3 separate regions of the Mus musculus genome follow, and regions 2 and 3 are each linked to region 1. The links are chromatin loops, found by intact Hi-C in ENCODE. Cell type or tissue: left cerebral cortex. All regions are shown on one strand. Links, peaks and the distances in the headings refer to the core of each region. The heading gives the core; the rest is flanking DNA. Region 1 holds the start of Gm41192 (a long non-coding RNA gene). Region 2 has its middle 56 kb from the start of Stc1. Region 3 has its middle 69 kb from the start of Gm31281.

Region 1 (10,918 bases), core at 1,967-9,966:
GGCTGTAGGCAGTGACTGAAGGTCAGGCTCATGATGGAGTTGGGGGAGGACCAGAGAGAATCTATCTGCCCTCTGAAAAATGCAGTCTAGAGTAAAAAGCATGGTATTTTAACCCAAATGGCAGAGAATAATTTGCTGAGTCCATTTGGAGGGAGACCCTTCCCAAAGAGAGCTTTTAACCCATGAAGGCACTGGCAGACAAGGAATCTGAGCCCTTTGTATCCACCCAGCCCCCCAACCACCGTCCAGCGCTTAGAGGTATGAATAATCTCTCATATTAAAAAGGCTTCTTTTCAAAAAAGGAGAAACACAGGTGTGGAGTGACGGGTTCAAGGCACTCCTTGTGAAAGGCTGGAAGAAAACCGCAAAGAACTTGCACCGGGTTTTCTGCATTCTGGATAAGATCTGCCATAAAAGTAATTTCTCTCCCACAGAAGGAGGGGTGTTCTGGCAGGCAGCTCGGCAAGCAATGATCTGTAGCCTTCATACCGTAGGATTCTCCTCCCAGATCAAAAGCATGGTTTGGTTAGGTTAGGCTTCCCCGCCCCCCCTCCCACCACCCGCAGCCTCTGGGATGTTACAAGTCATTTCCCTAATTATATATTTCCACGGGTTCAAATTATAACTTTGCTTTAAGCAGTTTTAATATGCATTAGGGCTGCTATTGTTTTAGGCAAGCTCGAATTGTGAATCACGGCATCGCTATAGCAACTAAGTACAAAAGGAAGCCAGGCAAAAGGCCTCCTCTGGCAGGGACCTGCGCTCTTCCAAGGGGGAGCATCTGCAGCATTTTGACACCTGCGGGGTCCCATCTCTGTTAACAGTTGGGGAGAGGAGTTTGCGAGGATCTAGAAGTCAAGGGACATAGGGGTCCTAATGCTTCTTTGCCTCCGGAGGCCAGGACCATATACAGTTAACTGGTGCGGGAGTCGGGCGGAAAGTAAGACCTTCCCCATGGAGAAAGAAATGCTTCGTTTTACAAATGCACTTCCTTCTAGGGACCACGGGCTGCATGGGCGATTGAATGGAGCCTCTGAGAGCGAGGAAGGAGACAGGCAGGCTTATAGGGAACGGGGTGTGTAGGTCCTCCCACCCCTTTTCTGAATGCGCCCTGAAAAAAATTTCTTTTTTTCAGACTTGAGGATTATGGTTCCACAAATCAGTGTGAGGAGGGGGCTTGTCTGTGTGCTGTCTGGAGAGGTAGAGAAGTCAAGTTACAAGGTCTTAAAGGAGCAGGGAGAGGCATGGCAGCAGGTAAGCCACTCATTACCTTAACACAAGCTTGTGGAGTAGAGAGAGCCGCTGTGAGGCGTGCCAACATTCAAGCCTTTCCCCGCCCCCTCCCCCCAACAAGAGGGTACGTGCCAGATTTCAGGCAATCAGGCTAGGCTTATGCAATGAAATACCCTCAGCAGAGCGCCCAGCTTCTTCGTTAGTTGCATGCAATTTATTAAACAAAGGAACTCCACTTCCTAAGGCTATAGGATTACACTGGCAGTTCATTATCACCAGGCATGAAGCACATTTATTACTGAGATCAGCCGTCACAGAGACACATGCAAAAGTGAGAGAGGCAAATGAGGACAGATCTTTGGGGGGAGAAACCGGTCCTGGGTTTTCTTGCTTACCTGAATTTTGAGCCGCCACCCGGGATTTTCTGGGGCTCACAGAATCATTTTGTTCCGCCTCGTGCGCTGCAGCTGCACTGATGACCAGCGCCAGAATCACTGCTGAGTTTTGGAGCATTCTCTGAGAAGTTTCCGCTAAGTTGTTGGCTTTTTTTTTTCCTCCCCCCCTTTCCTCTTTCCCTCTCCCGGCTTGAGTGAAGATGTGGATCTGGATATACTGAAAGCTTAGGTGAGGATTTGAGGAAGAATTTGTCTGTGTGTGTGTGTGTGTGTGTGTGTGTGTGTGTGTGTGTGTGTGTGTGTGGCTGGCTGGCTGGCAGGCGGCTGCTGCTGCTGCTGTTGCTGCTGCTGCTGCTTCTTGCACCTCTGGCTTTTGCAAACTGGGGGCCCAAGAGCTGCACCCAGGGATTTTATAGCCGTCTTATCGGTCCTCAGGATCAGGGACCAATCAGATCCTTCAACTGGTCCGTTTAGCCAATAGGCAGGCACGCTTATTCAGCTGGAGCTTTTTGACTTCTTAGAAATATTTTCCAGCAAATTGAAAGTACCTGCTGCCAATGATTTATATGTGTGTGCGTGTGGCTGTGTGCACAGGGATTGTGTGGAAAAGCTATTTTCACACGCTGAAGTGATAACTCTGTATTGATCAAGCCAAAAGGAAAATCACTTGAAAAGCCCTTCAAGGTACTTGTGAAATTCATCTTTAATTTTTTTTTTAAATGAGCCACTAGGAGGAATGCATGTTGGATGCTTGGTAGGGAGATGTGATGCAGATTTGAATTTAATCACACTATAGCAACTCTCTAATTTTAGCAGGCTGTTCTCTGTAAGAGCTCAACATCATTTTTTTTTTTTTTTTTTTTTTGCATTTGCGCGTTCACTTACAGTATGCAGCTATAATTCCTTGCTGAGATCTGTGGACACCCTGAATTCTTACTGCTATGTGAGCCATGGCAGAAGGCTGTATGCCTGTGCATGAGCCCAGTGAACGGAGGTTGGGTAGCTCTAGCTCTCAGCTTTTCCCTCAGCTCTCCTAGGTATTAAATCTATGACCTTGGCCACGTCCTTTCACCTTGCTCTTCCACTTCTCAAATCTTATTCCATACACCTCTAAAATAATATGATTCACCTGAAACATCATGCAGCCCAGGCTGAACTTGATGTCTAGCTGAGGGTGACCTTGAACTCCTGTCCTCCTGCCTCCATCTTTCCACCCTGAAATAACAGACATCTGTCACTGTGTGGTTCTGGGGATTGAGCCCACAGCTTCATGCACACTGGCCCGCGCGCTCTATTAACTGGCTACATCCCTAGTCCTGGATCACCACCAACAGTGTTTTCTTAGTCACCAGAGGCTCTGCCAATCCTAGGAGTGTTGGTTACTGTCTGTGCACACACGCACAACTACTCCTCACACGACACTCCACAGAGGGACATGGCAAATGCCTGGAAATTAATAAACTGTGGATTCAAGCCCGGCAGCATCGTAATCACATTGAAACAATGAGCTGGTCAAAGCAAGACTAAACCTGCTGGGTAAACCAGTTCACTTCTTGGGGGTTGGGGAAGAGGCAGGGGGCGGGACTGGGAAGAAAGGGTAGGGAAAGACCAGAATGTGTAGGAGAGGAGACTGATAAACTGGAGACTTAATGGGAAAATTATAGTGGAATCACAAATCATGCCCAGTAGAGTAGCTCCTATTTTCTTATAAGTGGAGTGTGGGCAACAGGAAGGCTTGTCCTTAAGTTATGAAGGAGGTTAATGATCCTTGAGAGGACTTCTCAGGGTAGGAAGGTGGTCATTAAAGGGTGGGGTGAGGCAAAAGGATTAACAATAAAACATCGAACATTTTTCAGGAGGTAAGTACAAAAGGGTCTCTGGTTGTTCTGTGGACTGGGACAGCATGGGCTTGAAAAGAAACAGAGCCAGTGGCTTCAGGTTCAGTCCTGAAACTTCGCATGAAAACTTAAAAAAAATAATTCTGTTATTACAAATCACATCCAGAATCAGGTCTGTCTTTGAGTGTCTCTCTCTCTCTCTCTCTCTCTCTCTCTCTCTCTCTCTGTGTGTGTGTGTGTGTGTGTGTGTGTGTATGTGTGCAGCAAGTAGGTTTGCTTAAGGTGACTTATAGCTCATTCTTAAAAAAAAAAGATTGTTAGAAAAAGCAGGGATGTTTGCTACGACAAGGCTTGAAAAAATAAAAGACAGAAAATATATTAAAAATTGGAAAATTCCATGTAATTTCATGTTTCAGTTAGTTAATCTCATCTTTTGATTGATTGAATGTATAAACTACTTAATTTGCCCATTGCAGCCTTTGTTCATTAATGGTATTGTCGTTTCTCCAGTACTAATTCGAGTACTGCATGGTATGTCAGGAATTATAAAAGTGAGAGTGTCTAGAAAGCAATCATGATTCTAACCTGGGGCATCTGAAATTTAGTTGGGAAGATGACCAACCTTGGGACACCTTCTACAAGTTCAAAATCTAGAACTTTGCCTGAGAGACAGCTAGAGATTTGAGGGAGGTTTCCTGGAAAGACCTACAAGAAGTGAGCATTTAAATTAGGGGGGTGGGGGAGGGAAGTGATGCCAGCTTGTGTTTCATGAAATTCTTACTCTGGGAATCTCTGAGGTCGATTGTTGATGGTTTTATGCAGGAATAGAGCATATATGGCATTGCAGACTAGATCATGCAGTGTTACCTTTCAAAGAAGGCAGAAGAGCATAGGTGCAAGGTTTACCAGAAGGTCTAGACTTCCATTCCTCAGCAGTCTCTGCTTCCCTAGTCATTGTGCACTGTTCAAGGATCTACACTTGACCTCTGGCTGGTCCACTAGCTTGGAAGGGTGATTGCTTTCCTCTGACAATCCAGTTTCTTTTCCCAGTTCTCTGAAGCTCTTACCAGAACACAATGTCCTATAACTATCAGGAAGTGTGTGTGTGTGTGTGTGTGTGTATGTGCATGTGTGTATGACATTAACTTTTCACTTATTATGCTTATTAACAGCTATATATCCAAAGGTTAGTTGCTAATTGTGCCAAGTGTTTCACGATGAAAGGCAAACAATCGAGGAAATACAATGATGATCAGCCATACTAGTGTGTAAGGGAAGTGCACAGGTGCCTCTGTACTCAAGGATGTCAAGGGAGGAAGTTGATGGCAGACATGAGTACTCAAAGCCAAGTTCCTTCCCAGAAGCCCATAATTTGAGCGCATCTGAACATCTACCATCACTGTGCTGTGTGCTAGACTTTGAGATGGTGGGTCTAGAAACCCTGTGTCGATTGATAGATGAGTTCTTTTGCAACTTTCCCCTGGGGTTTGAGAGAATACAGAAGAATCTGGAGGTTGGTTTTCAGAGTTTGAGTTTTATCTTATAACAGGAGGCATTAGGGCTCTTTAACAGGAAGGTTATGCTTGGGGAAGAGCTTGTCAGCATCCAGGCAGCAGCTTGCAAAAGAAAGGTAGGAGCTTCATAAGCATTTGGGTTGCTGAGATTGCTATGGTGACAGGAAGAAAGGCAGGAGGATTGATATAAGAGGTGCTTTGAATAAATGAATCTTAGGAACCAACCTGAGGATGTTCTTGGAAAAGACCCCTTTTCAAGTTAGGTAAGCCATGTACATCAGACGTTTCCTGACTTATTTTTGGCTAGGAGTTTTTTAATTGCAAGAAATATCTAGCATTTCCATAAGGCAGGCGTTTTCTGGCATTCGGCTAGGGTTGTAGATTACCTAACAAAAGTCTTGACTATACTTTCAGTGGGTGGGGAACCTTCCAAAGCCAAGCTACACAGTTGGAGGTGCCTGTGGGGGCAGTGGATGGGAGGAGAAGGTACCTCTGCTATTGCCCCTAAGCCAAGAAAGTGCTAAGAAGCATGAGAGAGAGTTGCCAACAGCAAGGGCTGGGTGACGATGCCCTGGCTGCACTCGTGGAGGCGCTGGCTTGAGTTCAGGGAGAAGATTAAGCCAAAAATCTCTAAGGCTTTGTTGGCTTTGGCTAGCATTAAGCTAAGCAGGGAACAGCTTTTTGCCTTTTTGGTGAGAGGAGCCCAGGATGATGTGTTTCTTGGTGAATTTTCTGTTAACTGGATTCAAAGCCCGGCAAGGTTGGTCTGACATACTGACCAAGGCTGGATCACTTTTCTCTGGCGATTCTCGGCCTGTGTGTTTTCTACTACATTGTTGATTCATGTTCTCCTAACCTGGAGATAAGATGGGAAAATGGAAGGAGGAAGATGAGGGGAAAATAGTTTTCCTCTTTTTTATTTATTTTTCCTATAAAGATGCAGGGCTTTCATGTAGACCATAAATTCCCAAGTGAATTTGGTTCTTGCATATACTTTAAACTCTACCAAGGATGGGAGCAGCAAGACAAGAAAATACATTAAGATGGCAAACTCATTTTATGTACCTGTTTCTTTACTTGCCACACCCTCTACCCCCGCCCTGTCTGGCTTATGGATGGCTACTATGCACCCAGTTCTGGACAGCAATAATGGAGAATGCAGATTTATTCTGCCTTTTCTGTGCTCCAGGAATCCCAAAGCTGGTTGCTAAGAGATGTATGTTGTAAGTATTTTCTGGAAATGCTATAAGGCAAGTGGATTGGAACACAACATATAGGCTTGGATTTGTTTATCATTTACTGGATGACTCTCTCTTATACACCAGGCATGGATGCAGAGACATGTTAGCTGGGAGAAAAGAGGAGACTGAGACCCAAAGAGAACATACTAGAGAAGAAACATGGCATTCTCTCACTTTGCTGTGGATGAGGAAAGGCTGAGATCTGCTTGTTATAGCAGCAAGGCCACCACAGTGGTAGAGAAAGTATTCGTGCTTGGATCCCTGCCCTTCAAGGTGCAGCGAGTCAAGACAGGGGGAGGAAAAGAGAAAAAGACAAAATGACGCGATGGGCTTAAACCAGAGTAGACAAGGTGAAATTGGTATCCCTCCTCTTCTCATTCCTCCAGATCTACACTGTGATGTCGCTCAGTGTCATGGAGGATATGCTCCTCAGAGTCTAGTGAATCTTCAGTCTACTAAGAAGTCCCTGAAGCAAGCCTGAAGAGGTGTGTGTCATCCAACTTGTCCTTCAAGAAGCACCAATTAGAAGACCTTGGGTGACATTCCTCTGTTGAGACACATGAGGGCGCTCAAGGCAACTGACACTGTGGAGCTGTTTCTTAAATGAGAGAGAGTGGGATAGAGAGAGAAGGAGGGAGGGAGGGAGGGAAGGAGGGCGGGAGGGAAGGAGAGAGAGAGGAGAGAGAGAGACAGAGAGAGACAGAGAGAGAGAGAGAGGGAGAGAGAGAGAGAGAGAGAGAGAGAGAGAGAGAGAGAGAGAGAGAGAGAAAGAGAGAGAGAAGAAAGAAAAAGAAAATAAAAGGCTATGAGCCTTGGCTCTGTTTGATTGGCTATTGTTTCAGGCCCTGTGAATGCTTCCTGGGGAGGGAGGTGTGTTTATCTCTTGAGGACCATCTGTGGTCCTGAGACCTAAGACCCACAGTGAACTTATAGTCTATGTGCTTGTAAGTTTCACAACATATACCATTCCAGTGCTGTCTCCCAGGCAGAGAAAGAAGTCTTAGGCAAGTCTAAGTGTTTTTCTCCATCCCTATGTTCACACTGTGTAGGTCAGTTGAAGGGGATGTATTAGATATCACATGAAGATGCTTAAATTCTTTTATTTACTAAGGAGTTTCTAAGATCAAGATGAGAGTGAGCACTGGTCTCCCATTTCGAAGGTAAAACAGGGCCTGTTTCTCACTCATTTCTCTGCTTGGCATTTTTTCTTCTAGCCATTTCTATTGGAGGCTTGTCGTGGTATTTCTGTCATCTTTTAGTACCTTAGATGTTTTCCACGGGTGGTGGTGGTGGTGGTGTAGGAAGCAGCCAGGGGGCACAGTCGTGTGCCCTCCAGTGACTTTAAAATAAAGGGGTTTGTATTTTGCTGAGTGCAGGAGTCCATTTAGAACACCCCAGGAATGGGGCTGTCTCACATACTGTTCATGTTTGAAAAGAAGTGGAGTTGTGGGGAAAGTCACAAATGCTCAGCCCAGAGCACAAAGCAGCATATGCCTAGAGCGAAGCTGTGGATCACACAGGGCAGGGCTCGCTGAGGATGTCAAGAGGCTGTGAAATAGAAATGAAAGAAATGTCCTCTCCCTCAACCTGGGTTGAAATGTCATTCTGACATCCCTAGCCTCAAGCCAGCTTGCCATTTGCAAAATGCTGTCCAGATACAAAGGAGTGTCTTGCAGCCATTTCTGAGTGCTAGACACGTCTATTATTGCTAGTTTATTGGCCAAGAAAGGAGGTGTGTGTGTGTGTGTGTGTGTGTGTGTGTGTGTGTGTGTGTATGTGTGTATTTAGAGGGTGAGGTGGGGAGGTCTGTTAGACTTGTAAGCAGAAGAGCCAGGTGAAGAGAGCAAAGGTTGATGTTCACAAATCCTGCTAAGAGGTGGTTTAGATCAAGCCGCGTTTAATACGTTCGGTGAGAGTTCGATTAAGATACAGCCATGGCTGGATCAAGATGAGCCTTAAGGGTGGATTGGTATCTCTTGATTGCTCTACCAATTACTCTATTAGAGTAACAGAGTTCAGATTGCCCAGGGAGATCTCACACAGTAGGGATTTTATCATGGTAGCAATAAGTGCTCACCAAATGCCAATTGATTTGCTACCACGGAAAACATTTCCTGTCAGCCATTTGGAAAATGAACTCTTGCGGCCCCTGTAAAATGAACCGAAGTGACATTTAGTGGGACAAATGGAAATCCAAGTGCAGAGGAAACATGTTCTGGCCTTTAGGCCAGCATTTTTTTTTCTTCTCACATTTTTTATTAGATATTTTCTTCATTTACATTTCAAATGATATCCCAAAAGTCCCCTATACCCTCCCCCCACCCTGCTCCCCTACCCACTCACTCCCACTTCCTGGCCTTGGAGTTCACCTGTACTGGGGCATATAAAGTTTGCTAGACCAAGGGGCCTCTCTTTCCAACGATGGCCGACTAGGCCATCTTCTGCTGCATATGCAGCTAGAGACATGAGCTCTGAGGGGCGCTGGTTAGTTCATATTGTTGTTCCACCTGTAGGGTCGCAGACCCCTTTCAGCTCCTTGGGTACTTTCTCTAGCTCCTCCATTGGAGGCCCTGTGTTCCATCCTATAAATGACTGTGAGCATCCACTTCTGTATTTGCCAGGCACTGGCAAAGCCTCACAGGAGACAGCTATATCAGGGTCCCTTCAGCAAAATCTTGCTGGCGTATGCAATAGTGTCTGGGTTTGGTCGCTGGTTATGCGATGGACCCCCATGTGGGGCAGTCTCTGGATGGTCCATCCTTTCATCTTTGCTCCAAACTTTGTCTCTGCAACTCCTTCCATGGATATTTTAGTCTGTATTCTAGGGAGGAATGAAGTATCTACGCATTGGTCTTCCTTCTTGATTTTCTCGTGTTTTGGAAGTTGTATCTTGGGTATTCTAGGTTTCTGGGCTAATATCCACTTATCAGTGAGTACATATCAAGTGACTTCTTTTGTGATTGGGTTACCTCACTCAGGATGATATCCTCCAGATACATTTGCCCAAGAATTTCATGAATTCATTGTTTTTAATAGCTGAATAGTACTCCATTGTGTAAATGTACCACAATTTCTGTATCCATTCCTCTGTTGAGGGACATCTGGGTTCTTTTCAGTTTCTGGCTATCATAAACAGGGCTGCCATGAACATATTGGAGCATGTGTCCTTATTACCAGTTGGAACATCTTCTGGGTATATGCTCAGGAGAGGTATTGCTGGATCTAACAGTAGTACTATGTCCAGTTTTCTGAGGAACCACCAGACTGATTTCCAGAGTGGTTGTACCAGCTCAGGCCAGCATTTTTGAGAATTTGTCATCCTCTACTCTCCAGTGACAGTCACAGGCAGTGGGGAAGAGGAAGAGGAAAATGAGGAGAAGGAAGAGGAGGAGAAGAGGGAGGAAGGGAGATGGGAAGATTTTAGAGTAACTTGTGAAATCCTTCCTTTCAGGGAAAAAAACACCATCAATAGAGTCACTAAGATAGGAAAATTTAGCTCAAAAAAGTAAAAAAGACAATGAGGCATTAGAAGCATGCTCCTGTCAAAATGTAAAGACAATTCCATTGTTTTCCTTTTTGTGCAAACTTCAGGTAGTCATTCTTCACTGTTAACAAAGGAAGGACAGCATCTCACCTCCATGCGTGCACATGCTCATTTGTGTGTGTGTGTGTGTGTGTGTGTGTGAGCATGTACATGTGCGCGTGTGCATGTGCGCATGTGCGTGTGCGTGTGCGTGTGCGTGTGCGTGTGTGTGTGTGTGTGTTCATTTGCTGTTGAAATCACTTACAGCAGACTTTGGATTATGGGAGACAATGAGAAATGAGTCATTCCACTTAAAATCAAACAAAAGAAATGAGAGGAGTGTAGTTCCTGGTGTGATGTTGAATAAAGTTTGAAAAATAGGTTGAATGAAAGAATGAGCCTTTGTAAAAGTTGGAGTCTCTCTGTCTCTTTGTGTCTGTGTCTTTTTTGTTTTTTGTTTCTCCCTGCTAAGTAGTGCAGAAGCAGACTGACAGCTGAGGCTCACTCACCAGCCCAGTGTCTTTCCAGATGACCCTGGAAGGTATGGGTGGGTAGAGTCATTTCCCTGGAAACCTCCGTTGCCTTTGGTTTCCACACAGGCTGTTCTCGATGGCCAAGGCTCTGAGCTTGTTCACCTTTGTGTTGTGTGAGCATATCTTTTCAAAGAAATGCCATCTCTTCTGAAGAGTTTTTTCAAGCCACAGGATTATCCTCTAGTCCCTCTAGAGTCCCTCCCCAGACTCCTGAAGTTGGGCCATTAGCCACCCATGTGGAGAGAATTCAGAGAGCTCCAGCTCCTTTAAGAAGGTCAATGGGGAAGCCACTAGCTGCAAAATAAGTGCCCCCATGGCTTTTCACCGGGAGGAGTCAGCTTACTGAGGAAGAGGTGGGCTTTGCTGCAGTATCTAGTAGCTATTGCCAAAAGAAATTTATTCAGTGATGAGAAATACAAAGTATAGTAAGTGTACACATAGATTGCCTGGGAAGATGGGAATAAAGGATTTCCTGCCTAACCATGGCTGGGTAAACTAACTGGATTCAGAAACTGATCTAGTGACAGAGTGTGGCTTGTATTATTTTTTATTACTCAACTTTTTTTTTAATTAGGTATTTTCTTCATTTACATTTCCAATGCTATCCCAAAAGTCCCAGATACCCTCCCCCTCACTCCCCT
Region 2 (10,918 bases), core at 1,124-9,123, 52 kb after region 1:
GACAGAGAAGAGTGGGTCACAGTGTCAGCTCTAGTGGAGGTCTTACAGATGCACAGGACAACAGGGCAAAGGCAGGTCCAGTTCTATACTGCTTCCTGGCTCTTCCTGCTCTTTGCCGAGGACTCACATGACAAGTCCTTCATAGAGCCTTCTCCACGATCACAGTTCATACTTCCATGGTGTTTTTCTGGTCTAACTGTTCAAGATCCTAAGCCATGAGTTTGCCTGGGATATCCCCTGTCACTAACTGATCTATTATGTTAGGGACTTACTTTTTTTTTTCTTCCGTGGATGGCAGGCATTTGAGGATGACAGTGACAGTGCTGTATCTGTTGAGACCTTCCTGTCCTATGTAAAAACATCTTTGTTCACACACACACACACACACACACACACACACACACACACATTGTGAAAGCCTTGGGTGTCTGACTGTGAATGAAACATTGATGACAAGGCTGTTAATGTCACATGTTCATGGTTCTCCATGCTTCATAAAGAACCTCCTTGGGTGTTATGGGAGAAGACTGTGTTGAGCCTCTTAACATCTGTGAACACTGGGGCTCAGAGAGGACAGAGGAGAGCCAGATTCTCCTTACAAACTTTATCTGTTGCCCTTAGAGCAGGTGGCTGGCAGGGCAGAGGGAGATGTCTGGATTTTGTGGCAAACTGAGTGGGTCATCTGAGCTCCAATGGGACCAGGCTGGCAGGACCCAGGTGTCACATCTCCTAGGCCACTTAGTCCCCACTTCCTCTTAGATGAATGTGAGATTGTTCAGTCATAAAAAATACAAACATAGTCATAAAACATGCCTTTGTGATGGAAAAAAGTTCCCAGGCCTAGGAATGTGTGCACGTATATGTGAGACAGGCTGAGACAGGTGTCTCTCTTCTTCCTCCACCCCCAGTCAGGCCTGCCCAGCCAGGTGCGATCTCCTGCTACCTTACAATCTGCTGAGAGCCGTGAATGGCTTGTGGCACCCGATACTCTCTCTATCAGGCCTAGAAGCATTTCCCTGAAGGCTTTGCACTCCCTGGGTCAAGAGCTCATTTCCTCCCCTCCAAAACCATGTGCATTTCAGCAGAAATTTAATCTCTGGGGCTCCAAATCCTCCACACTTACATCATTTAAAATAACTTTTTTTTTTTTGAGAGAGAGACATGTGATCCCGTGGAAGTACCTAGGAGATGGTACCCAGCTTGGTAGCCTTCTTCTTTCTTGACTTGAAACCCAACCGAACTCAACCAAACCAAAAACAACAGGAGACAGACAAAAGGAAGGGAGGAGAGAGAGAGAGGGAAAGAGGAAGGGACGAGAGGGAGGGAGGGACTGCAGTGGTCCTATCGCTTTGTATGAGAAGCAGTTGCTAGATTTGGGCAGTGCTGTGGCTGTGACCCTGCATTCACCAGGCTAGGCTTTTCCTCAGAGCAGAGGAGTCTTTGTTCTGGAACAATCCCTCCCTCCCCCGCAATTATCTTTCAATTCTCCACTGGCCTGCCTTAGCTGAGGAACTTATGACCAGGTATGAAATGCCTCTCATTACCCAGTAGCCATTTTAATTCATAGATAATCCCCATCCTAGTTCTCAGGGATGGGTGCTGCCAGCCACTCTCCCAGATTTGCATCGGTGACCCATTGGTACTCTTCATTTACTGGTGGGAGGAGTGAGGCTTCCCAGCATGAAGCAACCTGCTGTCCAATGTCCTCCAGTTTTGGTAGCGGGAAGAAGATACATGTCGAGCTGTCGATTGTCCTTTGGCACAGCTCTAAACAGGCTACTGCGCTGCTTCTGCAGGACTCGTGTGAGTGGGTCCTGGCCAGGTCTCAGGGCTCCTTAGACTTTCCGGAGTTTTGACTTTCGAACTTATTCTACACAGCTGTTAGACTTCAGTGTATGTTCCTACTGTCTACAACACTGAATCTAATTTCACCTAATTTTGGTGGTCTGAGAGCTAACGCTGGGCGATGTCATTGATTAAGTTTGAAATCCACCTATTTCCGACCTTCACGTTGCTTTGCCTGGCTGTAATCCCTCTTCTTCATCTTCTTTTACTGTCTTTCGGAAATTAAATGTTTTTTTCTTCATTTTTACATTTTAAATTTATTTTATTGCTACTAGTGTATTTGTGTATTTGTATGCTATAGCTCTCTGGTAGTGTGAGGACAACTTATAGCTGTGACCCAGGGCTCTTGACCCAGGAAGTGCAAAGCTGTCAAGGATGACCCTTAAAGAGTATCAGGTGCCACTGGGTATTCATTCACAGCTTTTTCTACCATAAATAGTCCTGGGAATTGAACTCACGTTCTTAGACTTGGAGGTAAGTGCCTTTACCTGCTGAACCATCTTACTGGCCCCCGCTTTATCTTATTTGTAGAAGCAGTTCCAGAGGAAGCATTGAATATTGGTAACTTTTAACTCACTATGAACTTAAACCAATCGGGACGACCTCTCGTTGGGGAAACCATCCTACCTCTGTCTCCCTCTGAGATGAAGAATTATGAGTGAGAAAGAGGGAGCAAGGAAGTGACCTGAACAGTTATGCACTTGGTACCAGAGACTGGGCTAGATTCTATCACACAACGTTGCTTATTAGTCTTTCTGTTATTCTGCGGCTACTTATAGACGAGAGATGAGAAGCTTGGAGAGGTTTAATAAATTGCACCATGTTATCCTGGGATGGCTTTTGCTGCCAGGACCTTCCCCACTGCGTCAAGCGTTGGGTGGGGAAGCTTTCTGGGTGATGAGGGTGGGAGGCAGGAGCTACTCTGCATCCTTGAATCAGTTGTGAGATATTGATTGTGAGACTCTGCTGGAACCTTTTTAACTCTTGCGCACTGACAGGGAGGGTCATTCTGGTCTCTCACATTTTCACAAGAAATTAACTGGACCATGCATTTGACTGGAACCTGCTACATGCGAAACAGTGAATGAATTAAAGCAAAAAAGCTACAAGCCATAGCTTGGTCAGTGTCGGTCACAAGCATCCCCAGAAGGTCTCTCTGACCAGGGAGAGACATGTGCACAGGACAAATACCTAGGGATGTGAGAACTCAGGTCTGGCCAAGGAGCAGCTTCCCCTCGGGGAGAACACATCCACCGTCTATGCTTCATTTCATAATATCTGTAATTTCCTTCTATATCACTTTTTTTTGTCTTACAACGCAATTTTGAATTTGATGTTGACTATTTAATCAGCCACACTCACATAAGTAGCTTTGAGACCTAGAGAAGGAAGTTAGTGGCTGTTTTATTTGTCAGCCATTATTCCTTTTGCTGGCCTTGTTCCCCATCTCTGGTTACTTTTCTCATTTAACTGTTGAGAGTCAGATGATGATACGTTGCTTTAGCTGCCAGACAAGAAGCCTTTCTTTTTGAGATGACTCTCACAAAGGGTTTTGCAGAATGGAGGGTTTCTTCTTGTCTCTTCTTTTTCTTTCTCTCTCTCTCCCTCTCTCCCTCTCTCTCTCTCTCCCTCCCTCTCTCTCTCTCTCTCTCTCTCTCTCTCTCTCTCTCTCTGTGTGTGTGTGTGTGTGTGTGTGTGCATTTAAACAGAACAGAGAGTTCGGTGAAGAGGGCCATGTCTTCACCAGTGCCGTGTATCTCCTGTTCCTTCCCTACACTTGGGGAGGGAGAGGGTTTTCACAATCTGTGCACTTTCGGAAGTACTTATGCTTCTTTATTGGAATTATATAACTCACAGCTTGGATGGCACCACAGTGCACTGGAGGACTCTTGTACAAAACCACTCCCCATAGAAAAGAAGCAATTTTATACTAATTTATAGTTCTTTTTTTGTGCCTTTCTCATTATCAAAGTGTTTCATGCAGAAAATTTGAAAAGTACTGATAAGTGCAAATATATATAAATTACAGGGGGAGAACCCTTGAATCTGATCATCTGAAGAAGACCACTGATCATATTTTATTTTAATCCCTAAGCTTTTGAAACACTTTATTAGAAGTATCATACTGTTACAATAGTTCCACATTTATTTTTCTGGCAATATATCACAATGTCTTCTTAGGGCTTCACATTCTTCTACAATATGGTCACACTAGATATTGTATGCAGGCATATCCCAAATTATTTGCGTATTTCACCTTTTAGAGATTCTTAATTGATATTCAAAATTTTGTTCTTCTAAACATTTCTCTTCTAAATATCCTTGTTGTTACATTTTTGGGTGTGAAAATTATGGACACTCATAACTTAATTTTTATGATTAAAGACTCTGAGAGCACAACTCAAAGGGTTTTGATTCTGGTTGTAAAGCTAACTCCAAGAAACTTGCGTCAGTCTGCACATTTGCCTGTGAATCATAACTGGGACAAGTGTGGGTGATAAATTACTTAGAATTTTGCCAACTTGATACTGCCGTGTGCATATTTAAACATTCTCGATTGTTGCTGAAATCGAACAGATTTGGTATTTGTACAACAGTCTTCCTGACTTCCTAACCCATAAATAGTTCTTTATTTCAGTTTGCATATATTTGCATATCCACATATCTAAAGCAAGGGCTCTGGAGACACATTGGCTGAGATCCAGGACAAGCGCTGACATTTTTGTTCAGCCTAGAATAGCATCACTTGGAGACGATATGAACATCAACTCCTGCTTTTTGGACACATTTGGATCTCGTTCCCTGCATTTCTTCATTTTAGAAGCTACATTTGTGCCTGTGCTTTTCTGGGGATGTTCTTTCAGAGCCTTCTTCAGGCTATTCCGTGCCACAGGCAGTTGCAGGTGAACCAGCCTGTACAGGCTGGCTTGCTTGCAGGTTTTTGGCTGGATTCATCCAAGGGTGGCAGGGAAAGGATGAGCGAACTCCACACTAGGAGGCTGCAGCACTCCCTGCAGTGTCCAGAGGGTTTGGATTCAATTCTGTAATTCGTGAGGAATGCTGAAGGTTTTAGGTGAAGGACTTAGATAATCCCAGACCAAAGTTAATTAAGACAGTTAATTTGTCAGTACTGAGTGGGCTGGAGCAAGGCTGGACAGAAAGGCCTGTGTGGTTGGCATGTGTTGGGATACTGAGTCTGAACTTGCACAGTTGACTGGGAGAGAGAAAGATAATAAGGGACTGTGTTATGAGTGGTTTCCAAGGAAAGGACTGGCCTTAGGGATGGGTGTTTTAGTTATAGGAAGGCTTAGTAATTCTGCTGTTACGTAACATTCTGTTCCTGTCTTGATGCCCCAAGTGAAATCTCACATGGTCTGTGCAGGACACCCTAGCTGATGCCCAATACAAAGTGATGTTTCCTTCGTTATCATGTTGTATTTCATCTCTAGATATTGAAATATTCTGGTTTTGCAAACTTACACTAAAAGTAGCAATAACAAATTTCATTGATGACCTATTTTATCCTTTTTCTTTTTTTAAAAAAAAAGATGTTCCTGCTGCTATGATAAAATAGCATGAGAAAAAGGAAATTAGAGGAAGAAAGAGATGATTTCATCTTACACATCCAGGGAACTGTCCATCATTGAAGGAAGCCAAGCAGGAAGTCAAACAGGAGCAGAGTCAGGGACCATGAAGAAAGCTCATCACAGGCTGGCTCTACAGATCTGGTTGACCTAGCTTTTTTATACCACCTGGGTATAAATGCCCAGAAGTGGCATCACCTACAGTGGCTTGCCTCTCCCACATGAATCATTAATCAAAAATGGGGAGGGGGTAGAGGGCTGCAAATGCTATAGTCAGCAGAGGGATGAGAGATGTGATTTAAGAAGAGAGTCCATTTTAGTCAGCTGGTGTTGGCACAAGCTTCGTGAGTCTGACCCAAAGCAGTTTATTCTTGACATATTTAAATACAGTACAACTTTGGAAAAAAGGTCTCCTTGTGACAATTATCAAAATAAAGTATAAGGCGGGGCCATATCAAAACTCCTTTACAAAGTCCATGTCTTTTTGTAAAATTCCTGTGACCTCTTCTATAGGAATGGGCTCTATTGACTGAGAAACAGTGCTCAGGATGAAGGTCTATGGAGGAAGGCTCCGGGATACGCATAATAGTAAGATTCGTTTACAAACTATGACCTCTTTCATAAGAATGGATTCTATTGACTGAGAATCAACACTCAGGAGTCTAAGGTATTTGAGTAAGACCTGTCTCTCTAGATAGCAAAAAATCACTAGGTTATTAGTTACATCCACTCCCAGTTTTTCTGGGTGGGAAACAGGTATAAATCCTTCCATTGAAAAGAAAATCCTACAAGTTTAACATTCCTACTTTCCTTAGTGCTATCTGTGAGCCCAAGGACCTCATGCCTTCTACAAAAAAAAAAAAAAAAAAAAAAAGTTCTCCCACAGAGGTGCCTACAGGACAATCTGAGAGAAGCAGTCATTCAAATACAGTTTTCATTTCTCAGATGACTCTAGCTTGTATCAAATTGGCAAAACAAAACAACAGCAAATACAACAACAACAAAATAGCAACAATAAATCTAAATTTAAAAAATCAACCAAATATTTATTTTATTTTATTTTATTTTTACTGCATATTTGTGTGTATATGCCACACATATATGGGTACACACAGAAGGCCAAAGTGGGTATCAGACCTTCTGAAACCAGAGTTATAAGTGAGTGTGAGCCTCCTGATGTGGGTACTGGGAACCAATCAAACTGGGGTCCTCTGGAAGAGCAGCAGCAAGCCCTCTTAACTGCTCAGCTATCTCACAAGGCCCCTTTCCTAAGCTTTTAAAAATGCTTTCAAAGTCCTTACATTTTATCCCATTGAATGTTTTCATGACATCTGGTTCAGCATTGTTACACAGTGAGTGAGTGTCATGCAATAGTAAATGCATCCTCCTCCTGGGGGGAAAGAGAGAGAGAGAGAGAGAGAGAGAGAGAGAGAGAGAGAGAGAGAGAGAGAGAGTCTAAATTGGAGATCTCCACTGTGTCCCTCCCCTCAGATCTTGAGGAATCCCATAGAAGAGGAAGCAGAAAGATTGTAGGAGTCAGAAGGGATAGAGAACATGGCCCGCTGAATCAACTAAGCAGGGCGCAATGGACTAACAGAGACTGAAGCAGCAAGCATGGAGCCTGCATGGGTCTGTGCCAGGTCCTCGCCTATAGATTGTGGCTGTTAGTTAGCTTGGTGCTTTAGTGAGACTCCTAACAGTGGGAGCAGCATGTCTCTGACTCTTGTCTGCTCCTGGGACTCTTTTCCTCCTGTTAGGTTACCTTGTCTAACTTTGATATGAGGGCTTTTGCCTTGCCCTGTTTGGCTGTCATCTCTTGGAGGCCTATTCTTTTCTTAAGGGAGAAGGAGGAAGAATGGATTTGGGGAAGAGGAGAGAAGGAAGCTGAGAGGAACGGAGAGAGGGGAAACAGTGGTTGGGATGTATTGTATGAGAGAACATATTTTCAATGAAAAAGAAAATATGACTTGCTTGAGTTAATTTTATATCCAGCCACTTCATTGAAGCTGTTTATCAGGCTTAGGAGTTCTCTGGTGGAATTTTTAGGGTCACTTATATATACTATCATATCATCTGCAAACTGATATTTTGACTTCTTCTTTTCCAATTTGTATCCCCTTGATCTCCTTTTGTTGTCTAATTGCTCTGGCTAGGATTTCAAGTACAATGTTGAATAGGTAGGGAGAGAGTGGACAGCCTTATCTAGTCCCTGATTTTAGTGGGATTTCTTCCAGCTTCTCACCATTTACTTTGATGTTGGCTACTGGTTTGCTGTAGATTGCTTTTATCATGGTTAGGTATGGGCCTTGAATTCCTGAGGAAAATACCTAATAAAAAAATTAATTCTAAAAAAAAGAGAATTCATTAAAGATATGATGAAAGAAAAAAAAAAGAAAATGTGATTTCACCTGTGTGTGTGTGAACCATGATACAGCAGGGAGGGAAGAGTTCAGTCACTAAGCAATGTGTAGAGTAGACTGGCTTCATCCACTGGTGCCACCACCCACTCTCATCCATTTTCTGAGATGGTTTATGCTGGAGTCGGCTTTGCACTGTGTATTCTAGCCCCTCTCCTCTGTCTACAAGGAAGCTGAACATCAAAATTTCTCTTTTCTATGGCATTTGTTCTCTGCAGAGTAGATATACTTGCATGAATCCACTCTGGAGTGGATCTTTTTTGAATCACTTTGATATACTTGGTAGAAGGCATACGTCCCAGCATGCCTTCCTCTTCCCCAAATCAATACATGCAGACAAAAAGTGGATATGTATGCATAGTCTGAGTGTGGACAGAAGGAAGAAGCAATATTACACACTATAAAGGACCTGAAGGACTCAACACACCACAGAGACACTTGCTGTACTGGCTGGTTTTGTGTGTCAACTTGACACGAGCTGGAGTTATCATAGAGAAAGGAGCCTCCCTTGAGGAAATGCCTCCATGAGATCCAGCTGTAAGGCATTTTCTCAATTAGTGATCAAGGGGGAAGGACCCATTGTGGGTGGTGCCATCCATGGCCTGGTAGTCCTGGGTTCTATAAGAGAGCAAGCTGAGCAAGCCAGGGGTAGCAAGCCAATAGGTTACATCCCTCCATGGCCTCTGCATCAGCTCCCGCTTCCTGACCTGCTTGAGTTCAGTTCTGACTTCCTTTGGTGATGAACAGCAATCTGGGAAGTATAAGCTGAATAAACCCTTTCCTTCCAAACTTGCTTCTTGGTCATGACATTTGTACAGAAATAGAGTTCCTAAGGCACTTACGTAGCCATTTTTTTTGTAACAGTTCTCACAATAGGTAGGATTGGATTCAGCCTAGGTATGGTTTTATGTAATGGTCTCTATCAGTTACAAAGAGTAGCTTTGATGAGGGGTGAGAGATTCACTTCTGTGGGTATAAGGATAAGTATTTAGAATGTAGTTAGGAATTATACTGGCTTATGGGGCAATAGTAGAGTCTATTACCTCTATAAGATCTATGATCTTGCTAATGCTGGGTAGTTGGCTAGGTTCCCAGTACCAGGCATGATTTTCTCATGTTGAACTCTCCTTAAGTCAAATTATACAGCTGTTGGTTACTGCCAAGATCTGAGTGCCACGATTTCACTGTTGCCATGCTGGTCACTGCTGTGGTGCACAGGCATCACATAGGCTAGGTAGAACTCGTGTTTGCTCCCCTCCCTTGACAGCTTGCTGAGCACTTTTGGTACTATGAAAGGCAGTCCTCAGGCCTTCAAGTCAGATCTAACTCGAATCTTCTGAGTCCTGTGTCTGAAGTACATGGCCTCTTCAGAAACAGGGACTTCAACCTCTAGGAGCAACCAAGGGCAATAACAATAGGTTGAAAATGTCAACTAGACTGTAGGGGTATTGGTCAAACATCGTAAATTCTTTCTCCATTTCTCTAGGATTCTCTGTAATTGCTATAGAGTTATAGTGCAGTAGGGTATTTTGGTCACCCATGCTATTGTCTTGCTTTCCACATTCTCTAAAAAGTCTTGCAATTCACAAAACACATGAAAGTCAAGAAGAAGGAAGACCAAAGCATGGATACTTCGTTCCTTCTTAGAAGGGAAAACAAAATACCCATGGAAGGAGTTACAGAGACAAACTGTGGGGCAGAGACTGAAGGAATGACCATCCAGAGACTGCCCCACCTGGGAATCCATCCCATATACAACCACCAAACCCAGACACTATTGTGGATGCCAACAAGAGCTTGCTGGCAGGAGCCTGATATAGCTGTATCTTGGGAGGCTCTGCCAGTGCCTGACAAATACAGAGGTGGAAGCTCTTAGCCAACCATTGGACTGAGCATAAGGTCCCCAATGAAGGAGCTAGAGAAAGTACCCAAGGAGCTGAAGGGGTTTGTAGCCATATAGGAGGAACAACAATATGAACTAACCACTATCCCCAGAGCTCCCTGAGACTAAACCACCAAAGAAAACACATGGCTCTAGCTGCATATGTAGCAGAGGATGGCCAAGTCTATCATCAATGGGAGGAGAGGCCCTTGGTCCTGTGAAGGCTCTATGCCCCAGTATATGGGAATGCCAGGACCAGGAATAGGAGTGGGTGGGTTGATGAGCAGGGGGAGGGAGGATGGGATGGGGGTTTTTAAAGGGGAAACCAGGAAAGTGGATAACATTTGAAATGTAAATAAATAAAATATCTAATAAAAAATCATGTTTCCTGATTGGTCAGTATTTGTTTTATTACCCAGAAAGGTATTTTTATCACTGTGAGCAAATATCTAATAGAAACAGAAGAACTGATCTTAGGCTCACAGATTCAGAGGTTTCAGCCCAATCTCATGGTCACGTTTTTCTGGACCAGTGGTGAATCCGAACATCATTGTGATATGAGTTCATGGTGGAGCCTGGTCCCTGCATGGTGGCCAGAAGTAGAGAAAGAACAGGACCAAGACCAGGTTTAATCTTTGAGTTCATACTCCACTGACCATTCTTTTCCAGTTAGACTTGCTTTCCATTGTTTTCAGAACCTCCCAAAACAGTGCCACCATGTGGAGACCAAGCATCCAACCTGCTAGACCATGTGAGTAGTTTCATACTCAAAGTAGAACAGGAGGCATGAGCTCTCTCTGTTCACTCACCCTCAGTGGATGCAATGCTCATTGCAGAGGCTGCTGGACCATTTGGGCTCTAGTAATACTTGTGTTTGTAGATATCTACCTGTGACCTCATAAAGTCATTACTGATCCTGTTTCACTGGGGAGGAGGATGGCAGAGGATGACTGTGTACTTCAAGGTGGCACAACCCCAGAGTCTATGAAAGAAAGCTCATTCAAATCCAACTCTTTCTTGGAACTCAAGCCCCAAGAACTTTGCCTGTTCAGTATATAGTGTTTATTGGACATTTCTACTCTTGTTTGGCATGCCCTAGGAGATTATTATATGTAAAATATTTAATGATTACATATGTATACATATAAATATATATAAAACCTTTATATATATACATATATATGTATATA
Region 3 (10,918 bases), core at 1,634-9,633, 290 kb after region 1:
AAATGTCATATAATATACGAATGTATGATAATGTCGTGATGATCATTGATTATCATTTGACTGCTGCTCTTCACCTTTTGTTCGAACTGTTCTCCTTTCTCTGTTTTACCACAGCCTTATTTCACTTCATGATGATGATTCATTGAAGTGAGAAGTAAGTCAAGGTTCACCCCTACTCTCTACTCTCCCAAATGATAGCACTGGTGTGACAGTTCCTTGACAATAAACATGGGGAGGAAAGTCACCCTCCAATTTCAATATTATATGAACTTCCTGTTGGGGCTGTTTGTCACTAATAAATGAATAACTGCAGGCTACCAGTTATGAAATGCTTAGAATAGTCAAGATCCTTGATTAGCATGATAAGATTTCTGAGGATAAACTTGGGTTCTGTATTTAAAAAACAAAATGACCTACAAAGAAGAATAGATGGCACCACATGTACTAAAGCTTTATAATTCACAACAGAATGCAGAATCTAAAACCGTGGAGGTGGTTCCACTGGTAAAGTGCTTGCTATGAAAACATGAGTTCCATCCCACAAAACATGTTGTGGTGTGAATCCTAGTGCTGAGGAGGTAGAGACAGGCCGTCCCTACTCACTGGCCAGTTCAGTCTGACTGACTAGACAATGACCTTGAAAAAGTGAGAAAGAGACCCTGTCTCAAACACACAAGAAGGAGGAGAGTGAGTGAAAAAGACACCTCATTAACACAACACACGTACACACACGTACACACACACGTACACATAAGCCCACATTCACATATGCACACACACACACACACACACACACACACACACACACACACACACACAAATGTCAGCATCCACAGAAAACTAAATTGATTTCTCAGGAAGAACACTTTTTATATGACTTCTAATTTTTACTAGCACATTTAACTGAATTTGAACAAGCATGTTTAATTGAACTCCTAGAAAATTACAAAAATAGACATGAAGGAAAGATGGCTCTCTGACACGAATCTCTTAAGAAGAATGTTTGAAGGGTGGGGAGACATAATCGTTTTAAACAAATCTGTTCCATGAACATATCTGTGCAGAGAAAAAAAATGCCATTTTTGATAAATGTGGACCATTTACTCAGTGCCACTAAAGAATGTGAGGGTGATTTTCTTAAAGTGCCATTAACAGTATTTTAGAGAGAAATTATAACCTTAGCATTGAGACATTTTGATATAAGAAAATAATTTCAGTTAATTTCTTATCTTCATAGTTCCCACATGCTAGATATCTCCCAGAAAGCAGATTGGTATTCGTTTTATTTCTGCTGAGTTCAGAGGGCAATTAGTCTTCAGGTTTTTGTCTTGCCAAGTAGGGGGTCATCTAATCCCTTCTGCTCCACCATATTCCTTCTAAAGTTGGCATTACTTTCTTACAGATCTTCTTTAATAGTACTTCCTGAACTATTGTTGCTTTAATAAAAACAGTACTCATTTTTAATCTTATTTCAAATGGTGTTATAATTCTTACAGATTTATAATAGATTAATTTTAAATTAAGTTTCAATTTTTTTGGTATAGCAAATATTCAAAGAGTCAACAAAATGTCTAGAACAAAAATAACTATAGTAAGTTCCCATGTACCTACTGCCTAAAATTGCTGATAATTAAAATCATTCGTTGCTATAATGCATCATGTCTAGCTGGTTTTTGTTTTTGTTTTTGTTTTGCTGTATTTTTGTTTGTTTGTTATTGTTTTTGAGTAGCATGGCACTTCAACAACTGAATTAGGTATCAGTCTGTACTTCTCGGGACCCTGCTTGAGTGATAAGAGCCTAAGAAGAAATCTAGAAATGCTAAATTCCTTTAGGTAGAAACTTCTGGAGGCATTTCTTGAATGATGATTACAGAGTCTGTTTTTTACACTGTGGCCTTGTAGTGACTGTTTCTAATACATCGGTACCCATACTTTTCATTTACTATCAAAGCATTTTAAATCTTCCACTCAATAAATAAGTTAGCAGTTAACAAATGAACTCAGTCATTGTAGAACTGGGGAAGAAAAGACATACTCACTCATAAAACAATGTTTTACTTTTTTTTTTTTTTTTAGTTTTTTTTTTTTTTTTTTTTTTTTTTGAGACAGGGTTTCTTTGTATAGCCCTGGCTGTCCTGGAACTCACTCTGTAGACAACCAGACTGGCTTCGAACTCAGAAATCCACCTGCCTCTGCCTCCCAAGTGCTGGGATTAAAGTCATGTGCCACCACGGGCAAGTTTTACTTTTTATAACTTCAACTTTTAACCATGGTGTGGTAATTCAATAAGGATACAGGCTTGAGGTTTAGTGATGAGGCTGTATGTAGAGAGCAGGTTTACAGAAGAACTGAAAATGCCCTTTTGTTTTTTCTTCAAGGCAACAACAGTGGTACTTATGGATTTATGGTATGGTATTTAGCACCCTTCCCAACCCTATCCCCCAAACGTGACCTATCAGATTCTTCACTAATGTTTTGCAAATAACACACTCAGCTTGATAACTGGTCTTGACTAGTTAACACACCACAGAACTTTGAAGAGTAATTTTTCCCCCAAGATTCTTTGCATCTATCTTGTGAGTCAAAGCTGGGGCTCAATCAGTTTCTGGTACACAGAGAGAAGGACTTGAAAATTTGCATAATGGGCCTGTCTTGCCAATGCCAGTGTTGGTTGGGATTTTCATTTACCTTCAGTAAGCACTGCACCCTTTTCCTTTAAATAAGATCCCACAGAGCCAGCTTGAGAGCACACTCAGAGAGAGGTTAAGAGCACTTTCTGCTCTTTGCAGAGGACTTGAGTTCAGTTCCCAGCATTCCCATTAGGCACCTGGTAATTGCAAGTATTTCTGTCTTCAGGACTTCTGATGTCCTCTTTTGGCCTCCTTGGTCACTGCCCTTATCACAGGCACGTGGGAGGGAGGAAGAGAGAGGGGGGGAGGGGGGAGAGGGGGAGAGGGGGAGGGAGGGGGAGGGAGGGGGAGGGGGAGGGAGAGGGGAGAAGGGAGAGAGGGGAGAAGGGAGAGAGGGGAGAAGGGAGAAGGGAGAGGGGAGAGGGAGAGGGGAGAGGGAGAGGGGAGAGGGAGAGGGGAGAGAGAGAGGGGAGAGGGAGAGGAGAGAGGGAAAGGGAAAGGGGAGAGGGAGAGGAGAGAGGGAGAGGGAGAGGGAGAGGGAGAGGGAGAGGGAGAGGGAGAAGGGAGAGGGAGAGGGAGAGGGAGAGGGAGAGGGAGAGGGAGAGGGAGAGGGAGAGGGAGAGGGAGAGGGAGAGGGAGAGGGAGAGGGAGAGGGAGAGGGAGAGGGAGAGGGAGAGGGAGAGGGAGAGGGAGAGGGAGAGGGGACAGAGAGAGTATGCTCATAGTGGTCTGGATACCAAACACCCAAACAAAGAAATACCACGCAGTTAGCTCTTCAGTTGGGACGGTTGAGATCACATATTTTATGTCATTTAAATACTAACTAAGGTATCCTTTAGGAGAAAGATGAAGGAACAGGTTAGGGGATGAGCACATTGCTTTTAGCAGGCTTCTGACTCCCCACACCTATTCTCTGGTAACAGAATTATTCTACCTGCTAATGGGTAGAAAAGTATCTGTAGACCTTTCAGGGTGAGGGAGAGCCACCAAATGGATAACAAGAGAGATTAAAATGTAAGGAGAGTCAGCCAAAGCTGGGTATGTATGCAGCTGCTCCTGTCTGGTCCAGAAGTTGTATAAGCTGGATGCAAAGGCTTGGGTCTGCTCATGAAAGACGGAACCCACTTGTTTGCTCTACCATCAGGCTGGTTGCTAAGGGGTTAAGCTTTGAGTTGAAGATGCTTTTACATTTATCTCTCAGATCCATTTTGAAATGGGAGTTAGGTTCTTCTGCAGTCCCAAGTTGCTTTGCTGCTTTTAGAATTATGTTTTGAGGCAAACTCCACCTCTGATATTATTCATAAAAGTAAGTCTACTTGACTCATAACTTCGGAGTAGGAACTTTTCTGATATCATTTGGAATATTCCACAGCTACCGAAGTGCTGAGGACGCCGGTCAGGATGGCTGTAGATGATGGGCATAAGGGCTAGAGATGACCACCAAGGTTGACAGGCCTTTCTCCCCAAGGTGACTTGTTTAGCTTTCTGGTTCAAACTGGTCACTTGGTTTGTGCGTACCTGTGCATGCCTTGACCACCTGTGCTAATGGGGAGACAGCCTTGCTGAGTCCCCTTGCAGTGGATATGATGACAGGGGAAAAGATGAGGTGTTTTTGAAGAAGTGAGGCAACTCATATAGTCAGATAAAATGTATTTTTAGGGTTGACTAAAAATGATAGGGAGAGAGAGAGGAGATGACAAATATTATTGTTATAAATATTATTTTTTTCATTTTTTATTAGGTATTTAGCTCATTTACATTTCCAATGCTATACCAAAAGTCACCCATACCCACCCACCCCCACTCCCCTACCCACCCACTCCCCCTTTTTGGCCCTGGCTTTCCCCTGTACTGGGGCATATAAAGTTTGCAAGTCCAATGGGCCTCTCTTTGCAGTGATGGCCGACTAGGCCATCTTTTGATACATATGCAGTTAGAGACAAGAGCTCCGGGGTACTGCTTAGTTCATATTGTTGTTCCACCTATAGGGTTGCAGTTCCCTTTAGTCCCTTGGGTGCTTTCTCTAGTTGTTATAAATATTATTGAGAGTGTGTTAACTTGCGATTATAAAAAGACCACAGCAGTCTTAGACTTCATGGATTAAACATCTGCAATTTTACACAAAAGAAGAGGCTAACATGGCTTCAGCACCTACATCAACCAAAAAACTTCTGACTCTAATGGGTTTGAGAGCCTCTTGGACTCTCTCCCTTCAGAGTCTTCTGCCAGGACTGGGGGCATTTTCATTGGTAAGGGTGAAATAGCTTATTAAATTGTGGGGCATAAGCCTTCTCAGATTGCTACTCCTACTTAAACTTACAAACTAAGTATTAATGGGCATTGTAATTACCTTAGCAGGATGAAGTGAAGTCAGTCACAAGTGATATGAGGCTTCCAAGGGGAAACTTGTGCAAATTGTATGTGGCCAGTGCTTCATCCCTTATTTCATCTCTTCAGTCTCAATGATGCCCAAATGGTGAGTCTCTCCTTATTCAAATGCATTAACATAAAGGGGTTTGGCTGCTCCTCCCCTATTTAACTAAACATTCTGGAGAGGAAATCTATAGATTTCTCTGGCTCCATTCATGTGACTAATTTGCAACTATGTTAGGTACTCTGGAAAGCATCTAGAAAAATCTCTTTAATTACAGTTCTAATGTGCAGGTCTTTACTTTGTAACATAAGGTCCTCCTGTATGTGCTCTGAGCCAAACTGATCCATCCTGGACACTGATAATCCCTGCCTGAATTGACTGATGGACTTTTTGGGGAGATTTTAGCTACTTGCAGCTAAAGCAGACAGGAGTTTCAGATAGAAGTCTTTTAGTGCCACCCAGTGGCCACAGCTAGGATTTGTGGGAAGAAGCTTAGCAACTGGTTTGGGAAATGGGCATACACTAGCAAGATTTTATCGAAAGGACCCAGATGTAGCTGTCTCTTGTGAGACTATGCCGGGGCCTAGCAAACACAGAAGTGGATGCTCACAGTCAGCTAAAGGATGGATCACAGGGCTCCCAATGGAGGAGCTAGAGAAAGTACCCAAGGAGCTAAAGGGATCTGCAACCCTATAGGTGGAACAACATTATGAACTAACCAGTACCCCGGAGCTCTTGACTCTAGCTGCATATGTATCAAAGATGGCCTAGTCGGCCATCACTGCAAAGAGAGGCCCATTGGACACGCAAACTTTATATGCCCCAGTACAGGGGAAAGCCAGGGCCAAAAAGGGGGAGTGGGTGGGTAGGGGAGTGGGGGTGGGTGGGTATGGGTGACTTTTGGTATAGAATTGGAAATGTAAATGAGCTAAATACCTAATAAAAAATGGAAAAAAAGAAAGCAGGATGAAGTGCCTGACAAATACAGAGGTGGATCCTAGAAGCCTATCATTGGACTGAACACAGGGTCCCCAATGAAGAAGCTAGAGAAAGGATCCAAGGAGCTGAAGGGGTTAGCATCCCCATAGGAGGAGCAGCAATATAAACTAACCAGTACCCCCAGAGCTCCCAGGGACTAAATCACCAACCAGAAAGTGGTGAGAATCATAGCTCTAGCTGCATATGTAGCAGAGGATGGCCTAGTCAATCATCAATGGGAGGAGAGGCCCTTGGTCCTATGAAGGTTCTATGCCCCAGTGTAGGGGAATGCCAGGGCCAGAAAGTAGGTGTGGGTGGGTTGGTGAGAAGAGGGAGGGGAGGGAGAGGGAGTTTTCAGAGAGAAAACCAGGAAAGGGGACAACATTTGAAATGTAAATAAAGTAAATATCTAATAAAATAAAGCAGGATGAAAGAAACTTGACTTCTAAGTTGTTGTGAAAATTTTTATGAACTTCAAGAGGGTAGTGGGATAGGCAGTGGCCATGTCCATTAAGGTCTTTGTCTGGATTTAGAGGGGACTTGGACCCATCTTCAATTCACTCTGGGGTTGGACTTCAGAATTCATAAAGTGAACCATGAACAGACATCAAACTTTCATTCCGTGGGATTTGAGAAGAAAAGATGGATACAGCTATCTCCCTCAGAGGGTTGAACTGTGCCTTAAAACCGTCCTATTCATCACAGAAACCTCAGAGACTAAATGCATCTCCAGGCTCTACTAGGCTAATCTGATCTGGGCCCACCTATACAGGTGGCAAGTAGATGTACAGCCAAAGGTCTTTCTCTGTTTAGAGTTTTTTTCTGGATTTGGATATGTTTATCTAATGCCTGAAGCAACTTTTTCCTAACATTGAAGAGACCTAAAACAGAAAATTATTAAAGTTTATGATTCCTGTTTATACATTTCTGTATCATTTAACCAAAGAATCTATTTTGGCATGGGTTCAAAAGCACCATATTCTATGAAGTTTAAATTTATGAAGAAGATTCTTCAACTCAATTTTGGACTTACTAATATCCCTATTAACTGTATTCTTGTCCCCAGAAATCCACCATTGTGAGTCCAAGATAGGAACCCAAATTGTAGTCAACAATTACTTTATGTTAGCAGAACATTTAGTGTAAAACTCAACATGATGGGGAATGAGTCAAAGCAGAGAGTCACGGCTTTTCAGTGTCTCTCAACAACCCAGATGGGACATCCAGTCACTGTTCATGCTTTACAATAGCAAACCAGGACAAGGTAGAGGTTTGCTAAACTAAACAACAAAAACATTCCTTCAGTAAGATACAGAAAAACATTGTAAAGAAACAGTTATTAGCCCATTAAATGGGACTTTATTAATGAATAAAGGGAAGGTAATTTAGAAGATCAGATAGACAAACAGCCTTGGGAAAGCAGACAAGCATGCCCTATAGGTAGTATACCAGTCCACTAGGGAACACAAATGGGGAAGGGCATGTTACTAAACAGACAGAAAACTGCAGAATGCACCTTCATATGAAAGTAATGGATGCTCCAGAACATGCCCTGTATCCTGGTGGCAGAGTGCAGGGAAGGATTATTAGATTCTTAAGATCTCTTTGAATGAACGGAAATTCCCCAATAACAACAACAACTTAACTATGTACTTCTTAAACATCAGGCCCTGATGCATAAATAAAGATAGAGGTGTACCCAACAGGGAAGTTATTTAAATAAAGAAGTCTATTTAGCTTAATTTGTTTTTACACTGGAAGGAAGAATGGACATTTCATTAAAATAAGACTCACCAAAGATCTATGCCAATGATGCCTTGTGGTGTAATATACAGTGGGTAGCTACTTTCACAAGTGTCTTGGGCAATTGACAGAGGCTTGGCCCTTCAGGTATTCATTTAGGTCTCTGGAAAGGTCAAGGAATACTGTTGCAACCTTGGATTCTTTTGTAATATTAACAGAATTTGTATTTGAAATTACTTTTTGAATAACAAAAAAATGTTTTACTAAAACATAAGATTTACAGAAGTTTCTAGACAAGCCATACAAAATGGTCACAGACTTTCCTCTTCTCCCTCCTCCTCTGCTTGTTCTATCTTTGTAAGGGGGTACAGAGAATCTACACTTGGCAGTGAAGTCGCAATGTTATTAGGGAGAGTTGTGACGCTTCTTTAATATTCCCATTTCAGTTCAGACAACCAAGCCCATCCATCTATCGCATCTAAAGTTGTACGTGGATAGAGAACATACACTAAAGAACATATACTAAACATATACTAAAAACTGACGAATTGCTTTGCTCCACTGCAGTTAGATCTCATAAGCATGGGGAGGAAGAAAGATACCATAAAATTAAAATAAAACTAATTTCCCCATTTAAAAAAATAAAACCACCCATACCCCTGGCACCTAACCCTGACAACTACCTCCATTCACAGAGCCTTGCACTTAGACCATAATGGGGAAATGAGTTAAAGCAGAGAGTCACTGCTTTTAAATGTCTCTCAACAACCCGGATGGTACTTCCAGTCTCTGCTCATGCTTTACAATAGCAAACCAGGACAAGGCAGAGATTTGCAAATGTGTGTGTAATCACCAAAAATGACGGTGCCTGGGATTTTAATCTGTTTTGTTTCTTAGATGGTGTTTAAATGCAAACAACAAAAGGAAGACATCTTGGTAGAGCAGAAGTGATGCACATTGGGTGCCCCAATGGAGAAGCTAGAGAAAGCACCCAAGGAGCTGAAGGGGTCTACAACCCTATAGGTGGAACAACAATATGAACTAACCAGTACCCTCAGAGCTCGTGTCTCTAGCTGCATATGTATCAGAAGATGGCCTAGTCAGCCATCATTGGGAAAACAGGCCCCTTGGTATTGCAAACTTTATATGCCTCAGTACAGGGTAATGCCAGGGCCAAGAAGTGGGAGTGGGTGGGTAGGGGAGCATGGCGGAGGGAGGGTATAGGGAACTTTTGGGATAGCATTTGAAATGTATATAAAGAAAATATCTAATAAAAAATAAATGAAAAAAGAAGAAGAAGTGATGCACACTTGGTGATCTGAGCAACTTAAATATTCCTCATGCCATAAAGCCTACCCATGCTCTCGCTGTTTCTATGCTTGGGCTTCATTGATCTTCCACAGCTCAGTTACATCATTTACTGATAGATCACCTGGATTAGGAACACTTAAGAAAGCCTGAACTGAGAGCTGAACTGTGCGGATCTGCAGTGCAGGGAACCGCCTACCTTTCAAAATTATCTGAATATTCTTCCAAACTTGTTGACATTAAGATGATAAATGTTCTTCACGAACCATACTTTAGGTGCTTTCATTGGGTATTCTTCTAGAAGCAATAGTTCAAGTTTAAATGTCCCTCCCTCAAATGGGGGAATCCTGGGGCTAGCAATGACCATAGGAAAATCATGGGTGTTGTTTTCATCTGGTTCTGCTATAATGCCAGGAACTGATTCTTGGGTCTCCTTGATGATCCCGGAGACAGCCTGGCCATCTTGTCAGATCACAAATTCAGCTTCTATCCAGCTCATCTCAACTCACACGGTTGTTAATGAGGTTTCTTCAATGAGATGTTTTTAGAAACTAAACTCATGATAATATTGATAATCAGCAAAGGCAGGAGCATCTAAAACTGATGACAGTAGAGACTCCACATGTCCTTAACTGTGACTTGCTTATTCTACTGAATTGATCCACAAGCACCCTTCCTGAGGTGCCCATTGCAGGGGCAGACGTAATAACATGCTTGCTAGGCTGATGGGGGGTTGCAGAGAAGTTTGCACTGAAATCTTCCAGAATTGCCAATAAACAAAATGTTTCGTTAAAGATGTATTCACATCTCTTTAGTGATACAGAGATACAGATGACCTTAGTAGTTGTGGTTTATTTTGTTTTGCAAATATGTAAAACGTATAAAAGAAGGGGCATCACCAAGGAATTTAGATTTAGCCTGCTATGGCCAAGAATTAGAAGGCAAATGCAGGAATGGAGTTTATAAAAGCTAGAATGTAAGCACAATGCTTTAACCTTTGAGGCTGTATGGAGGTTTGAATGCTTTTGACTCTTGAGTAAGACAAGGTCAGTGACATTTATGGTGTGCTGTTTAGGCAATGAACTATCCCCAGCAATTTCCAAAGTTTCTCTTTTTTTATTGGTAGCTCTGATAAATATGCTCTGACAGAAAGATCCGATGGAAGTTTGTTAGGTCAACCTTTAATGCCATGATCCCTTGCATAGATCTTTGTGGTTCAGACCATACACACAGCGTGGTCCTGTGTGGAGGCAGAATCCATGGGAGTTTCAACTATCTGTAATATTTTGAAATTCTGATGTGTGTGTTTTGTCTTTTCTTGCTATGATGACTTTGTCTTGAAGTAAAATCTTCACTTGAATGTAGCATGTAGAGTTTGTAAGCCCTGAATATCCAAAAGATATGTGAAAGATGTCTTGTTTGAAGAAGGTAGGGATCGCCACACAAGTTCTTGTAAAGCACATGAATGAGGATTAGTTCCTGCTCAGAGCAAATAATGCACTGGACCAGATGGCTTTTGGATGGAACTCTTATAGAAACTCAGCCAAGCATTAGGCTAGGAAAATTAAAGCTATCATAATCTTTACATATGTCCGGTATAAATATAAATTGACAAGCCACACTGAAATCCAGTTTGCAGAGTCATCAACAATGTACAAACTACCCACCTCTGCAACTTCCCAGTGTGACCCTGAAGGTCCGAAGGTCAGCATAGCACAGAGATAACTGCACATCCGTGTACAGCTAAGATATGAAGCCAAGTCTAGATGCTCATTATGTTGACAGAAGACCAGAGAAAGAAAATGTGACATATGAATACTGTGGAATTTTATTCAGCTGAAATGAAAAAGGAAGTGATGTTATTTGAAAAAAAAAAAACAGGATG

Evidence for each region. A loop is a pair of places that touch in the nucleus more often than their neighbours do. Peaks named below come from ENCODE experiments on the same cell type or tissue, not always from the same donor. Only the 100,000 strongest peaks of a DNase experiment are listed, where the experiment ranks them.
Region 2: a loop joins it to region 1, with 4 times the contacts of the local background. A loop is called at or near these places in 5 of 42 quality-filtered maps.
Region 3: it touches region 1 in a loop (9-fold over the local background); 23 of 42 quality-filtered maps call a loop at or near these places.

What each region holds. Positions count from the first base shown.
Region 1 is chr14:69,020,218-69,031,135 of GRCm38, reverse strand. It overlaps Gm41192 (a long non-coding RNA gene), which reads left to right and starts at 646. Exons shown (of 4, transcript XR_003951016.1): 1 at 646-940; 2 at 1,136-1,254; 3 at 6,608-6,706. It overlaps Stc1 (stanniocalcin 1), which reads right to left and starts at 1,847. Exons shown (of 4, transcript NM_009285.3): 1 at 1,629-1,847. The coding sequence starts at 1,746. In left cerebral cortex, for the core only: CTCF peaks have their summits at 2,345 and 6,760 (motif pointing right); DNase peaks (open chromatin) are centred at 5,126, 5,451, 6,236, 6,762 and 2 more places; H3K4me3 peaks cover 335 bases; H3K27ac peaks cover 225 bases.
Region 2 is chr14:68,967,455-68,978,372 of GRCm38, reverse strand. No RefSeq gene overlaps it. Among named protein-coding and RNA genes, the nearest start is that of Stc1, 56 kb to the left of the region's middle. In left cerebral cortex, for the core only: no CTCF peak of the experiment used is centred there; DNase peaks (open chromatin) are centred at 3,694, 4,557 and 5,556; H3K27ac peaks cover 970 bases.
Region 3 is chr14:68,730,491-68,741,408 of GRCm38, reverse strand. It overlaps the pseudogene Gm46476. Among named protein-coding and RNA genes, the nearest start is that of Gm31281, 69 kb to the left of the region's middle. In left cerebral cortex, for the core only: a CTCF peak has its summit at 5,461 (motif pointing left); a DNase peak (open chromatin) is centred at 5,456.